2 separate regions of the Homo sapiens genome follow, and region 2 is linked to region 1. The links are chromatin loops, found by intact Hi-C in ENCODE. Cell type or tissue: OCI-LY7. All regions are shown on one strand. Links, peaks and the distances in the headings refer to the core of each region. The heading gives the core; the rest is flanking DNA. Region 1 overlaps GTF2I (general transcription factor IIi). Region 2 has its middle 21 kb from the start of MIR10525.

Region 1 (8,132 bases), core at 1,156-6,155:
TGAAAGGCTTCATTCTCTAAAGCCTAAGAAATTTCACAAAGATGCACCACACTACACATTACAGGCAAAGGACACATCAGAGAAAAAAATCAATTGCATGAGAAATAAAGAAATAGTTTCTATTTGGAATCTCAAAGAAGAGCAAGTCTTGGAATGTAGACTCCTAAATTCAAATGCTAGATCCACTGCTTCCTAGTCTTCTGACTCTGAGTAAAATATACAGAGCTCAAGAAAAGGAAGATGTGCTATTTACAGGATTTAAAAATGCAACCTTAGTGAAGGCTACTAATTGACCTCTAAGTACTGCTTTAGTTGCTCTTCACAAGTTTAACTATGTGGCATTCTCAATATTCTGGTCTAAATATTTTTAATGAGGCCCTCATTAAGTCAATTACAAGCATGTTTCCTAGGATTCCCACTGTGTATGTTTTCTATTAATAATTTAATTTCAGTATGTTCAGAGAATTTATTAAGACTGTGAACAAGTATACAGTCAATTTTTATAAATGATTCATGCTTTGTAAATAAACTTATTTCTTGGGTACACAGTTTTCTATAGTTAGCTTACATATATTAACTGTAGTGAAAATATTCTATTTAGCATATAAATGTTAAAAGAGTATTCATCAGCTAGACGTATATCATTGGTTAAAATCTCCCACATGACTGTACATATCTATAGAGACTTATAATTTGTAAATAATTTTTACTTTTACTGTGAGGATACATAGTTAGGCACATACAAACTAATGGTTGTTATATCAACTTAGTGACCAATTCCTTTAAATACGACATAGTCTTATTCTATCCTGCTACTACTGTTTTTGGCTTCCAATATTGCTAAACTATATTTTTTTTAGTTGGTATTTACTCAAAATACCTTCACGTATCACTATACTTTCAAATTATTTTAATGTCCCATATTTGAATTTTATTCACCCTAAAAATGGTACTTGATTTTATTCACCCTAAAACATACTTAACCTCCACCTCTCAAATGCTTGAGGTGCCTACCACTCATTGAGAAAATCAACACATTCCCAACACTCACATTTGAATGTCACTATTTTACAGGAGCACTGAGGTGCACAGAGAAATATATCCAAGCCTATTTTGGAATACAAAAGTTTTAGAAGAAAACATCAATGTCTTTATGTAGAAGAACGAAAAAACGAACTGTATTATAATCACACAGTGTAACTACCATGATGACATGATTAAATCTACTTGTGACAAAACAGATAAATCCCAGCTGAGGCAGAGAATTGCTTGAACCCGGCAAGCGGAGGTTGCAATGAGCCGAGATCTCACCACTGCACTCCAGCTTGGGCGACAGAGCAAAAATCCATCCCCACCCCCACGCCAAAAAAAAAAAAAAAAAGATAAATCTTGAAAACTTAAATTGAGTGACAGACTATACTCAACAACACATACAGTGTACCACTGTGTAAGCTTCACTCAGGAAGTGGCATATATAAAACAATAAATATGACATGACACACACACACACACACACACACACACACACACACACACACACACACACTCCCGGGAGAATATTTACGTAGTAAAGCACATCACCATCAGGAAGGACAATTCTCAGTTTTCAAGATCATGGTTAACTTAAGAATAGAGAGAAAAGTGGGGATTTGGGGGAGCCCAAAGAAAGGCTTCAATGAAATAGTTACACGTTGTTTCTTGGAGGGAGGAGAGAAGAGACAAATACTATGGTTCACTAAACCTGGGCAGACTGATACTATGCTTTTAGGTTTTAAATATTTCATTTTAAAAAAGCGTGTTAGCCCCTGTAATCCCAGTACTTTGGGAGGCCAAGGCGGGTGGATCACCTGAGGTCAGGAGCTCGAGACCAGCCTGGCCAACATGGTGAAACCCTGTGTCTACTAAAAAACACAAAAATTAGCCAGGTGTGTTGGCACACACCTGCTATCCCAGCTATTCGGGAGGCTGAGGCAGAAGAATCACCTCAACCTGGGAGGTGGAGGTTGCAGTGAGCCAAGATCGCGCCACTGCACTCCAGCCTGGGCAACAGAGTGAGACTCTGTCTCAAAAAAAAAAAAAAAAAAGAGAGAAATGAAGGCCTATGTCCACACAAAAGCCTCTACACAATGTTCATAGTACCTCTATTTGTAATGGCCCCAAACTGGAAGAACCCAAATGGCTATCAACAGACAAAGAAATGAATAAATTTTGACTCAGGCATACAATAGAATACAAATCAACAATCAAATGGAATCTACTACTGATACGTGCAACGCTGTGGATGAATTTCAAAACAATCATTTGAAATGAAAGAAGCCACACTGCTCCCCGGCCCATGAAAATAGTCCACATTTTATTATTTCATTCATAAGACTTTATAGAAAATGCAAACTAACCTAAAACAGAAAACAGATCCGTGTTGCCTGAATACTGGGCAGGGCAATGAATAACAAGGGGACACAGGAAACTTTTGGGGTTATAGATATTTCATTATCTTGGATGCAATGAAGATGGTGTATTAGATATGTAGATGGCAAAGCTAACCAGATTTTTTACTTTAAGTGTTTAATATACTATAATTATGCAGTGAGAAAAAATTAAGCTGACATTATCTGCATTTGCCTAATAGGTTTGTTTTATTTTGCAACACTAGAACCTGGGATTGAATTCTAAATTGTGCCACAACTTTTGCTCATCCTTTTAAGAACACAAATGGCTATTTTACATATCCCCTCTGGATTGTCTGAGTTGATCTTTTAGCCCCATTTTTAAATGTTTTATCCCCGGGACTGAATTACAATATATATGTCAATCAAGAACTGATCAATAAAATATTATTTAAGAAATTAAAGCAATTGATGAGCAAATTTTAATTTTAACCACGAATAATTTTTAGAAAGAAAAATTGCATTAATTCAAATTACCTTGAATGTTATATTGATAATAATCAGGATCTTCTGATTCTTCCTTTACTGTCACAGCTGCCATTTCCAGGGAAATGCCTAGAAAAGCAAATGCAATGATATGATTGCATGTGAGAACTTTCAGCTAGATTGTGTAGGGAAATCCTCTCTGCCCTCCCTATAAATACAGCAATGCATATTTATTTTAAGTAAAGACTTTACGTCTTTGAAAAGACAAAAGTTTGCTAGGTAGCAGAAGGTAAAAAATCACTATAATCCCAGCCAATGCAAAGTTTTAACCATTTATTAATATTCTGCAATTATGTGCTGCTCTTTTCTCCAGCAAATTCTTATCTTTAGAATCAAAGAAAATTTTACCACACTCCCTTTTCACTTAATATTAAAAATACTTTTATAAACCATTGAAACACACTTATAAACATCAGTTTTAATAACTCAGTATTCCAAAGGAGAGATAGCATAATGGTCAACAATTTCAATAATGAGATACATTGGTTTTTTTCTGCCTAATACATCCCTTTTATTACAGGGATTTGTGTAAGGGTACAAAGCACACCTTTCTGCATAAAGCTTTGCCCACAATTAGGACAGATGATTTGAAGCAGACCTTTGTGGCCAGATACAAAAGAGTACATGTTGTGTAATTCCACTCATATGAAGGTCAAAATAGGCAAAAGCAATCGATGTTATTAAAAAGTTGACTTTGGGAAGGGCCAAAATTGTGCCACTGCACTCCAGCCTGGGTGACACGGCGAGACTCCCTCTCAAAAAAAAAGAAAAAGAAATGAACAATGCATGGGTGCACATACACATTTCAGACTGAGATATTCAACCACAGTCATACCAACCCTAACACAAACGAAATCGTGAGCTCTGACTTGGGCAACTTTGTAAAGAATATTTTCAACTCTAGAGAAAGAGCTCAAAGAGAGTTAAATTGATATACAAAGGGTATGCATCCCTGAAGCAACAAGCAAAAAAAGGAGTTACTCCATTGCCTTCAATCACCAAGGGGAAAGTGTTTTGCTGCTACACAGTGGTGGCAGAGAACACTGCATCTGAGACCTTTGCAACTCTCTGGGCTAACTTAGCACTTTCATGTCCATCAGTAAAAGTTAATAGAAAATTACAGCTAACAGCCAGGTGCGGTGGCTCGTGCCTGTAATCCCAGCACTTTGGGAGGTCCAGGCGGGCGAATCACCTGAGGTCAGGAGTTCGAGACCAGCCTGGCCAACATGGTGAAACCTCGTCTCTACTAAAAATACAAAAATTAGCCGGGAGTGGTGGCACGCACCTGTAGTCCCAGCTACCCGAGAGGCTGAGGCACAAAGATCACCTGAACCCAAGAGGTGGAGGTTGCAGTGAGCGGAGATGGTACCACTACACTCCAGCCTGGGCGACACAGCAAGACTCCGTCTCAAAAAAAAAAAATAAAGAAAGAAAGAAAATCACAGCATTACAGCTAACAAAAAAGGCAGATCCACTGGGGATTCAGACCCTTCAGGAATAAAAATTTGGGTCACTCCAATTGGCTAAAGAACCTTACACATACTGGCTGGGTGCAGAGGCTAATGCCTATAATCCCAGCACTTTGGGAGGCTGAGGCGGATGATTACCTGAGGTCAGGAGTTCAAGACCAGCCTGGTCAACATGGTTAAACCCCGTCTCTACTAAAATAAATAAATGAATAATACAAAAATTGGCTGGGTGGCACACGTCTGTAATCCCAGCTGCTCGGGAGGCTGAGGTGGGAGAATCGCTTGAATCTGAGACACGGAGGTTGTGGTGAGCCGAGATCGCACGACTGCACTCCAGTCTGGACGACAGAGTGAGACCTTGTCTCAAAAAATATAAATAAATAAAAATAAAAAGGTAAATCCAAAAAAAAGTCTGGTAAGCTGCAGAAACGTAGACTGTGGCGACTATGCCTATTGTCTTCCTTGTCTGTTACAAATGTGTTTGTGTGAAGATTATATGCTTGCATATACTAACTATTCTCTTCTGTGTGGTAGTATTTCACAATAGTTTGGCTGGAAGTTTCCTTTCCATTTGTCCATTAGACTAGAGATTACTCAAATAGGTTTGCACTGCATTTAAAGAGCAGGTAACATAGCTCGCGACTGGATTTTCAGTCAGTCTCCCAGCGATGGGTGTGACTGCTGGAACACTGTGTCCCCCCATTTTGAGGAGAGAGTAAAAATGGATTTCTTTGTAGGAAGTAAAGTTGCATCTCTTTAGATGGAACAGTTGTCTCGTTGTTGTACAGAAGGTCAAATGTGCAGGGAAGGGTGTGTATATATGCTGAGCAGCCAAAGAGAACAGCCTGGGCCACCCACAAAACTGATGTCTCTCAGTTGCAAACCCATCCTCTGGGTTTCTGCTGAAGTTTGAGCTCTGCATAGCAGCTGGCTCCATGTGAGTCTCTGCCACAAAGATACACTACAGAGAGAAAGGCTAGAGGAGGAGAAGAGATCTGGGCCTTCCTTTTGGCTTCTTGTCTGCATTCTCATCCCAAAAAGGTCACTCCTTGGTACCCTCGTTCAGCCTGGCCAAAGCAGGCCCTCCCATCACAACAGCTGTGCCCGGCTGGCAATGTCTCCAACACTACCAGAAGCAGCCTCACCATGCCCCTCAGCCACCAGCACCAGCCAAACACTACCCCACCTCAGAAGTCAGATGGAAAGCTGATGGGGTGGCAGCCACTGCCTAGAATTGTTCCTTAAAAAAAACCTTAGTATTCTCCTTAAGGTTACAAAGTTAACAATTTTATAACCAGTTAACAATCTGTTTTTGTTTGTTTTGTTTTGAGATGGAGTTTCACTCTTGTTGCCCAGGCTGGAGTGCAATGGCACGATCTTGACTCAATGTAACCTCTACCTCCTGAGTTCAAACGATTCTCCTCCCTCAGCCTCTTGAGTAGCTGGGATTACAGGCGCCCACCACCATGCCCTGCTAATTTTTTTTGTATTTTTAGTAGAGACTGGGTTTCACCATGTTGGCCAGGCCGGTCTCCAACTCCTGACCTCAGGTGATCCACTCGCCTCAGCCTCCCAAAGTGCTGGGATTACAGGTGTGAGCCACTGCACCCGGCCAACAATCTTTACATTAAATTTTCTCTGTTCCAATAACTGATATGGTTTCTGTCTCCTGGCTGCACCCTGGCTATAAATGTACATCTTATTTGCAGGATAAATTAAGAATACAAAGATGCAAAGTGTAAAAGAGAAAAAAAAAAACCTATAATGATGCTGATGTGTACATAAAGACAGTTGAAAGAATTCAATTAAACACATGGGGTTTCTGAATTCAGCATGTTTCTTTTTAGAAGCAAACTAAATATTCAGGAGATGAATATATGAATTAAGGGGAAACATTTGCAAAATGATGATTTTTTTTGGCACAATCTACTGAAAACCACACAAAAATTTGAGATTTCCTATGGAGTGAAAATAAAGAAAAAAGAAAAACCTTCTGTAAAACCAGCAAACAGTGTAAAAGACTCAAATACCTTTTCCAAAAAAGGATAATTCAACACTTTCTTGCAGCTCTCCCAAAATACACTTACATACATAAAAGCTCTCATTCACATGCACGCACACACACGTTAACGCGGCCCTACCCTCCTCCCCAACAACTCATTCGAGATGCCCTTAGATGGGGTGAAGCGGGGCAGGTGGCTGCCCAGGAAGCATGGCAGAATGAGAAGGCTGACAAAGGGCCGGGGAAGGGGCTGGGGAAGCTGCCGAGGGCCTGGTCAGACAGAGGGAGATGAGGGGGCAGGCAGGGCGGTGACAGCCCACTAAGGAGTGTCCCGTGTGAATAAGGGGCACAGGGCCGAGCAGCGGGAGGCTTGACAGTGGCACTAGGACACAGGATAACACTGGGAAATGATGAAATAAATACATATGCTGAGAACATCTGGGTGCCACGGTTCTAGGACAGAACAGAATTATAAACGGGGGCCGGGCACGGTGGCTTATGCCTGTAATCCTAGGACTTTGGAAGGCTGAGGCAGGAGGATCACTTGAGGTCAGGAGTTCAAGACCAGCCAGGCCAACCTGGCGAAACCCCGTCGCTACTAAAAATACAAAAATTAGTCGTGCGTGATGGCGTATGCCTGTAATCCCAGCTACTCGGGAGGCTGAGGTGGGAGAATCGCTTGAACCCAGAGGCAGAGGTTGCAGTGAGCCGAGGTCGTGCCACTGCACTTCAGTCTGGGTGACAAAGCAAGACTCCATCTCAAAAAATAAATAAATAAATAAGGAATTAAATAGCAATTTTATTTGAGAATTGAAAATGGTCTCCTTGGAGAGTGGAAAACAGGAGTGCAGAGAAGGAAGGTGGAGACGAAGGGGGCATTCTATTGATTTTTGTAAAAAGCACTATAGAACAGCTGACCTCTTACATTATATGTCTGTACAACGGGAAAAAAAAATACATTTTATCTACAAACATATGTAACTGGCAAAGAACTCTGCCTACCACTTACTGAGCAAATTACCTTTCTGGGTCTTAATGTGATAACATTAACAAATAGTGTCACAGTTGGAATACATTAGTAGTGACTGCCTCTTTCTTATCAAAACAAAACAATAATTGAGTCAAACTATAAACTTCTACACTAAGGAAAAGTCTTCCTTAATTTCACCATTGATTCTAAAAGTGCTAGTACATACCAGAATCTTCTGTGGGTTCAGTTTTCACTTTGATGGGGCCACAACTGCAAGGAGAAGAAAGCCCTGATCAAGCCACGTGCTGGTGACAGCCATTCCCACAGCATTCAAAGTCTCTGGGTCTCAAAGTGTTAAGATCCCTCCCTTGACCAAGGTGGGTGCAAACCTGACTCAGCTTAAAACTGACATATTTATTTATTGCATAAATAAGAGTTATTGGGCCGGGCACAGTGGCTCACGCCTGTAATCCCAACACATTGGGAGGCCGAGGCGGGCAGATCACGAGGTCAGGAGTTCAAGACCAGCCTGGCCAATATGGTGAAACCTCATCTCTACTAAAAATACAAAAATTAGCCAGGCGTGGTGGCGCTCACCTGAATCACTTGAATCCGGGAGGTGGAGGTTGCAGTGAGCTGAGATCATGCCACTGAACTCCAGCCTGAGCCACAGAGGGAGACTCTGTCTCCACAAAAAAAAAGAGTTATCAACTGAACTTAGTACTTCAATTTCTATCTATCTTTTGGGGAAAAAAGTA
Region 2 (8,132 bases), core at 2,047-7,046, 94 kb after region 1:
ATGCTAAAAGAAAAAAAAAAAAAGAAAGAATGAGGGGACTGCATGGAGAGCTTTTTTTTTTTTTTTTTTTGAGACGGAGTCACGCTCTGTTGCCCAGGCTGGAATGCAGTGGCATAATCTCGGCTCACTGCAACCTCTGCCTCCCAGATTCAAATGATTCTTGTGCCTCAGCCTACCAAGTAGCTGGGACTACAGGCAGCTGTCACCATGCCTGGCTAATTTTTTTTTTTTTTGAGACTGAGTCTTGCTCTATTGCCCAGGCTATAGCACAGTAGTGTGACCTTGGCTCACTGTAACCTCCGCCTTCTGGGTTCAAGCAATTCTCATGCCTCAGCCTCCCGAGTAGCTGGGATTACAGGCGCCCTCCACCACGTCTGGCTAATTTTTGTATTTTTAGTAGAGATGGGGTTTCACCATGTTGGCCAGGCTAGTCTCGAACTCCTGACCTCAGGTGATCCGCTGGCCTTGGCCTGCCAAAGTGCTGGGATTACAGGCATGAGCCACTGCGCCCGGCCCATGCCTGGCTAATTTTTTTGGGGGGATGGAGTTTCTCTCTTATCGCCCAGGCTGGAGTGCAATGGCGCGATCTCGGCTCACTACAACCTCTGGCTCCCGGGTTCAAGCGACTCTCCAGCCTCAGCCTTCCAAGTAGCTGGGATTATAGGCGCCCACCATCACGCCTGGCCAATTTTTTTTTTTTTTTTTTTTTTCAGTAGAGACGAGGTTTTACCACGTCGACCAGGCTGGTCTCAAACTCCTGACTTCAGGTGATCTACCCACCTCGGCCTCCCAAAGTGCTGGATTACATGCATGACCCACCTCGCCCAGCTGCCTGGCTAATTTTTATATTTTTAGTAGAGACGGGGTTTGCCCATGTTGGCCAGGCTGGTCTCAAACTCCTGACCTCAGGTGATCCATCCGCCTCAACGACCCAAAGTGCTGGGATTATAGTCGTAAGCCACCGCGCCCAGCCTCCATGGAGAGCTTTTTTTTGTCGACGATGTTAGGGCCACTGCAGCCAGTATCACCTGTAGGCAGCCCCTGCAGATCCCTGAGTGGCTGCTGGCACAGGGGAGAGAACAGGTGCGGGGCTCAGCAGGGACTAACTCTCTGTCTAAAGGAGAAGGCAGAAATTCTGCCCCCTTGGATCTTGGAGATCTGTTTATGGGTCTGTATCTGCCTGCTAGCCAGCTGCTCGGGGGCCCAGGAGTCTCACTCCTCTCCCAGGGCCTGACCTTTGCAGACAGAGGGGGTGCTGGGAACTAGTGCGATGAATGACAGCACCCAGGACACCGGGGCCTGTGAATCTTCAGCGAGGAGGTGCCCTGGAGCTCAGGGAATCCCAACCACTGCCCGGGGATGACCTACAGGGAGGTGGGAAGTTGGTGGCTGAACCAGTATTAGCACCTAAGTGTCTCACACAGCCTGGCCCTCTCTCCTGGGGCATCTGTGTCTGGGCCTGCAGGAGGAAGCCCCTCAATTGCTCAGGCACACGGAGTGATTTCTTTCTTTAGGGGGCAATTTGTTCTTTTGTTCCCTCTCCTTCTCCCTCTCTTTCCTTTCTGAGAAATCTGATTAGAACTTTGAAAGCTGAGCCGTTTTAGGATCAGGTTGCCACATTTAGCAAATAAAAATAGGGGATGCTGTGTTGAATTTGAATTTCAGATAAACAACAAATAATTCTTGAGTGCAATCATGTTCCTTGCAATATATGGACATAACTTACACTAAAACAATTATTTGTTGTTCATCTGAAATTCACATTTGACTAGGCTTCTTGTATTTTATTTGGCAACCCTACTTTCGGAGCCACGATTCTGTTAACAATTGCTTTTTTTTTTTTTTTTTCAGAGCTGGAGTCTCACTCTGTCTCCCAGGCTGGAGTGCAGTGGCATGATCTTGGCTCACTGCTACCTCCGCCTCCCAGGTTCAAGTTATTCTCCCGCCTCAGCCTCCCAAGTAGTTGGGACCACAGGTGTGTGCCACCATGCCCAGCTAATTTTTGTATTTTGAGATGAAATTTCACCATGTTGGCATTTAATCAATTCTTTTTTTTTTTTTTTTTTTTTTTTTTTATGAGATGGAGTCTTGCCCTGTTGCCCAGGCTGGAGTGCAATGGCATGATCTCGGCTCACTGCAACCTCTGCCTCCTGGGTTCAAGCGATTCTCCTGCCTCAGCCTCCCGAGTAGCTGGGATTGCAGGCACCCACCACCAGGCCCAGCTAATTTTTGTATTTTTAGTAGAGACAAGGTTTCACCATGTTGGTCAGGCTGGTCTAGAACTCCTGACCTCGTGATCTGCCCGTCTCGGCCTCCCAAAGTGCCGGGATTACAGGCGTGAGCCACCGCACCCAGCGCGATTTTACCATGTTGGACAGGCTGGTCTCAAACTCCTGACCTCAAATGATCTGCCACCCACCTTAACCTCCCAAAGTGCTGGGATTACAGGTGTGAGCCACTGCGCCCGACCCGTGTTAGCAATTTCACTTGGTCCCTGTGCAGAAGCTGCAAAGAGAAGACTTTTACTGGGTCAGAAAGGAGGAGGGGGCACAGGAGTCAGTCCAGGTTTCAGGAATTTGGCCCCAAAAGGCAGGAGAACCTCTTGAGGACAGGAGTTTGAAACCAGCCTGGGAAGCATAGTGAGACCCCATTTCTACAAAAATAAAAATTAGCCGGGCATGGTAGCGTGTGCCTGTGGTCCCAGCTACTCAGGAGGCTGAGGCAGGAGAATCATGGATCACTTGAACCTGGGAGGTCGAGGCTGCAGTGAGCTGTGATTACGCCACTGCGCCTCCACCTGGGTGTTAGAGCAAGGCCCTGTCTCTAAAAACAGAAAAAAAAAAAAAAAAAAAAGCAGAGAGAGAAAAGAAAGAAACCCTTCTCTCTGCTGGCTCCCCCAGAACCTAGCTGGGTCCTGCAAAACTAACCCCACTGCCATTTCCCTCTGCCATCTCTCCTTTGAACAATCCCCACGGATCTCTGCTTGGTCCCAGCCTGTCTGAGTTTCCAAGAACAGAAGGAACGATGGCACCTGCTGCAAGATGTTGAGAGATAAATGAGGAAGCCGCTCAGACAGCCAGAAAGACAGGAAACCCTTGGCTGCCTCGAGAGAGGAAATAGGAGCAGGGAGGCAGGGGTGTGGGAGGGGGTTTGGGCCAGCAGCACTGTGATCCCCACCCCCGTCCCCACCACGTGGCTTCACAGGGCAGGCGCCATGAAGGCTCTGAGCAGCAAAGAGCTGCTGACCAAGAAGACATGGATCATGTGCAAGCATGGCCACATGGTTTTGTTTGTTACTGGGCACACGCCTGGCTCCTGTGTGCCCCAGCCCAGCTCAGCTGCATGTAAGATGGGATCCAGCCACCATCTCAGAGCCCCAGAGCAGGGCAGGTAACTGGGTCTGCTCATGAGAGCCAGGGCACACCTCTGGGGAGCCTGGGGCCAGCGCCACATGCCACAGCTGTCACTCTGCTCCTCTGCCAGGCTGCACTTGCCCCTCTGGGTCTCATGTCCCCAGGCAGGGCCCTGCCGGTCTCCTGGATGCCTGCTGCATTAGGCTAATGGAACTGGAGCCTGACCCTTTGCACCAAGGAATTTGGAGCAACTCTGAATCTGGTGGCCTGGGCTCAAACTGGAAAACTCCACCGAACCTTCCATGTCCTCAGTCTCCCTAGGCCTGCACCTACCACACTCTGCCACCACGCCCGGCTAATTTTGTATTTTTAGTAGAGACTGAGTTTCGCCGTTGGGAGGCTCAGGCAGGAGAATCGCTTGAACTTGGGAGGCAAAGGTTGCAGTGAGCGGAGATCACACCACTGCACTCCAGCCCGGGTGACAGAGCGAGATTCTACCTCAAAATAAATAATTAATTAATTAATTAAAAAATAGAAACCTCATAATCTCTCCATTGTCTCTAATCTTATCCCTTGATATTGACTATCAATGTTAATGGCAAGATATGTATCCTTCAGCATCTTTATGCTCATGTAAGTGATCACACATACACACGTAATTTTTCTACCTTTTCTCTTTATTTTTATGAAACAGAGTCTTGCTCTGTGGTTCAGGCTGGAGTACAGTGGCACGATCATAGCTCACAGCACCCTCTACCTGCTGTGCTCAAGTGATCCTCCAGCCTCAGCCTCCGGAGTAGCTGGGACCACAGGCATGCACCACCATGGCTGGCTAATTTTCTAGCTTAATGAAAATGGAGCATATGGTGATCAGTCAGGATTGCATTCAGCTCCTGCAAACCGTGGCTTAAATAAGAAATGAGTTTCACTTTTCTTGGGTGACAGCAGCTCAGGGTTAGATGGTGCAGTCTGCAGCAGCTGCTGAAACACACACTCTCTCTCCTTATGCGCCCTATTTCCAGAGTGTCACTTTGGTCCCCACGGTCATAGATGGCTTCTGCCTTCTAGGCGCTGAGTGCACGGTCGGGGCGAGAGAAGACAAAGGGAAAGAGACATGTATCAGCCAACTCTGATTCAAAGCACAATATGTGCTATGGGAAAACAACAGTTGGCCAGGCATGGTGGCTCACGCCTGTAATCCCAGTGCTTTGGGAGGCTAAGGCAGGAGGATCGCTTGAGGTCAGGAGTTCAAGGCTGCAGTGAGCTATGATCATGCCACCAAACTCCAGCTTGAGTGACAGAATGAGACCTTGTCTAAAAACAAACAAACCAAAAAACGCTCATTGATTTTTGCCTGATTAGAAGTGTAATATGTGCTAATTTTAGAAAAATGTAAAAAAAAAAAAAGGAAAAAGAAAAGTATACAAAGAGAAAAGCATGAGGAAAAAATAAAAACACTCATAATCCCACTACTGAAAGATAATTACTACTTATATTTCTACACTGCCTTCCACTCTTTCTTCTACACTTGCTTTTTTTTTGAGATGAAGTCTTGCTCTCTTGCCCAGGCTGGAGTACAATGGCTCAATCTCAGCTCACTGTAAACTCTACCTCCCAGGGTCAAGCAATTCTCATGCCTCAACCTCTCCATTAGCTGGGATTACAAGCATGTGCCACCAGGCCTGGCTAATTTTTGTATTTTTAAAAAAATTAATTATTTATTTTTTTGAGACAGAGTCTCAAATTTTTTCTTTTTCTTTTCTTTTTTTTTTTTTTTTAATAGAGACGGGTTTCGCCATGTTGGCCAGGCTGGTTTTGAACTTCTGACCTCAAGTGATCCACCTGCCTCAGCCTCCCAAAATGTTGGGATTATAGATGTAAACCACTGCGCCCGGCCCCAAACAGAAACTCTTTACCCATTAAACGCTAACTCTCCATATCCCCTTCTCCTGATCTCTAGTTGCCTTTATTCTATTTTCTGTCTGTGTGAATTTACCTTTTCTAGATATATCACATAAGTGGGATTATACAATTGTTCCTTTTTTTTTTTGAGACGGAGTTTTACTCTTGTCACCCAGGCTGGAGTGTAGTGGCTTGATCTTGGCTCACTGCAACCTCTGCCTCCCGGGTTCAAGTGATTTTCCTGTCTCACCTTCCCAAGTAGCTGGGATTACAGTTGCCTGCCACCATGCCCGGCTAATTTTTTTTTTTTTTTTTTTGTATTTTTAGTAGAGACGGTATTTCACTGTGTTGGCCAGGCTGGTCTCGAACTCCTGACCTCAGGTGATCCACCCGCCTCGGCTTCCCAAAGTGTTGGGATTACAGGCGTGAGCCACTGTGCCCGGCCATTGAATTGTTCTTGATGGCTTATTTCCCTTAGCAATGGGCTTATGGCCTCCTGGGAAGACAACATGGTCACTTTTACTTCCTGGCCCTGACAGCCAACCCAAGTATCTTAGTCCATATGGGTTGTTACAACAAAAATACCATACACTGGGGGGTGACTTATAAACAACAAGCGTTTTCTTCTTACAGTTCTTTTTTTTTTTTTTTGAGACAGAGTCTCGCCTTGTCGCCCAGGCTGGAGTTCAGTGGCTCAGTCTTGGCTCACTGCAATCTCTGCCTCCCAGGTGCAAGCGATTCTCCTGCCTCAGCCTCTCGAGTAGCTGGCACTACAGGTGTGTGCCACCACACCCAGCTAATTTTGTTGTATTTTAGTAGAGACAGGGTTTCACCCTGTTGGCCAGGCTGGTCTTGAACTCCTGACCTCAAGTGATCTGCCCGCCTTGGCCTCCCTAAGTGCTGGGATTACAGACGTGAGCCATTGCGCCTGGCAGGTTTCTGACAGTTCTGGAAGCTGGGAAGTCCAAGGTCAAAGTGCTGGCAGATTTGGTGTCTGGTAAGGGAACCGTTTCTCATAGATGGTCCCTTCTCACATGTCCTCATATGGTGGAATGGGCAAACAAGCTTAAACAGGTCCCTTTTATAAGGGCACTAATCCCATTCATGAAGGCTTCACCCTCATCACCTTATCTCCTCCCAAAGGCCCCACCAGTTTAAGAAAATTTTTATGTTAGAGATGGGGTCGGCCGGATGAGGTGGCTCATGCCTGTAATCCCAGCACTTTGGGAGGTTGAGGCAGGTGGATCATGAGGTCAGGAGTTTGAGACTAGCCTGGCCAACATGGTGAAACCCCGTCTCTACTAAAAACACAAAAATTAGCCAGGCGAGGTGGCAGGCACTTGTAATCCCAGCAACTTGAGAGGCTGAAGCAGGAGAATCGCTTGAACCCGGGAGGGGGAGGTTGCAGTGAGCCAAGATGGCACCACTGTCCTCTAGCCTGGGTGACAGAGCAAGACTCCATATCCAAAAATAAATAAATAAAATAAAATAAAATAAAAATACAAAAATTAGCCAGGCATGGTGGTGCATGCCTGTAGTTCCAGCTACTTGGGAGGCTGAGGCAGGAGAATTGCTTGAACCCAGGAGGCGGGTGCCAAGATCGCACCACTGCACTCCAGCCTGGGTGACAGAGTGAGACTCTGTTCTCAGCATGAAGCCTGAAGGCTATGAAGAAGAAAAGAGCATTCTGGGCCAGGGGTGGTGGCTCACACCTGGAATCCTAGCACTTTGGGAGGCCAAGGCAGGAGGATCCCTTGAGGCCAGGAGTTAGAGACCAGACTGGGGAACATAGTGAGACTCCTGTCTACAAAACATTAAAAAAAATTAGCTGTGGCCAGGCGTGGTGGCTCATGCCTGTAATTCCAGCACTTTGGGAAGCTGAGGCAGGCAGATCACTTGAGGTCAGGAGTTTGAGACCAGCCTGGCCAACATGGTGAAATCCTGTCTCTACTAAAAATGCAAGAATTAGGTGGGCCTGGTGATAGGTGTCTGTAATCCCAGCTACTTGGGAGGCTGAGGCAGGAGAATCGCTTGAACCTGGGAGGTGGAGGTCACAGTAAACCAAGATTATGCCACTGCACTCCAGCCTGGGTGACAGAGTGAGAGTGAGACTCTGTCTTAAAAAAAAAAAAAAAAAAAAAGGCTGGGTGCGGTGGCTCACGCCTGTAATCCCAGCACTTTGGGAGGCTGAGGCAGGAGGATCACCTGAGGTCAGGAGTTCAAGACCAGCCTGGCCAACATGGTGAAACCCCGTCTCTACTAAAAATGCAAAAATTAGCCAGGTGTGGTGGCGGGTGCCTGTAATCCCAGCTACTCAGGAGGCTGAGGCAGGAGAATCACTTGAACCTGGGAGGCGGAGGTTGCAGTGAACTGAGATCGTGCCATTGCACTCCAGCCTGGACAACAAGAGTGAAACTCCATTAAAAAAAAAAATCTGGGCACAGTGATGTGTGTCTGTAGTCCCAGCTACTTGGAAGGCTGAGGTGGGAGGATGGCTTGAGCCCAGGAGGTTGAGGCTGCAATGAGCTATGATGGCCCCACTGCACTCCAGTCTGGGCAACTGAGTGAGACCCTGTCACACACACACACAAAAAAAGGAAGAATAAAAAAAGAAAAGAAAAAAAGAAAAGAACATTCTTTTTGCTCGGGAGGTATTTAGACGGTATCATGAGCTTGTGTTTCAAGCTGTGTGTTCAATAAACCATTTCTGCAGGGACAATGACACATTGTGTGACATGCTCTGAGAGTGCCTGCTGGGCCTGGGCCGCTGGGGGAGGCTGCAAGGGACAGAAGACATTTCAGCTGGATCGTGGCCAGGCAAAGGAAAGGCAAGAACCAGCCAGGCAAAAGGCCTGGAGGTGTGAGAGGCTCTAGAAT

What was found. A loop is a pair of places that touch in the nucleus more often than their neighbours do. Peaks named below come from ENCODE experiments on the same cell type or tissue, not always from the same donor. Only the 100,000 strongest peaks of a DNase experiment are listed, where the experiment ranks them.
Region 2: a loop joins it to region 1, with 2.7 times the contacts of the local background. A loop is called at or near these places in 7 of 110 quality-filtered maps.

Annotation. Positions count from the first base shown.
Region 1 is chr7:74,705,902-74,714,033 of GRCh38, reverse strand. It overlaps GTF2I (general transcription factor IIi), which reads right to left. Exons shown (of 35, transcript NM_032999.4): 8 at 7,601-7,644; 9 at 2,925-3,002. All of the region lies in intron 2 of GTF2I-AS1 (GTF2I antisense RNA 1), which reads left to right. Among named protein-coding and RNA genes, the nearest start is that of GTF2I-AS1, 19 kb to the left of the region's middle. In OCI-LY7, for the core only: CTCF peaks have their summits at 3,756 and 3,958; a DNase peak (open chromatin) is centred at 3,963.
Region 2 is chr7:74,612,618-74,620,749 of GRCh38, reverse strand. No RefSeq gene overlaps it. Among named protein-coding and RNA genes, the nearest start is that of MIR10525, 21 kb to the right of the region's middle. RefSeq lists enhancers at 2,777-3,341, 3,342-3,907. In OCI-LY7, for the core only: CTCF peaks have their summits at 2,835, 3,906 and 4,121; DNase peaks (open chromatin) are centred at 2,799, 3,219 and 4,109; H3K4me3 peaks cover 963 bases; H3K27ac peaks cover 1,421 bases.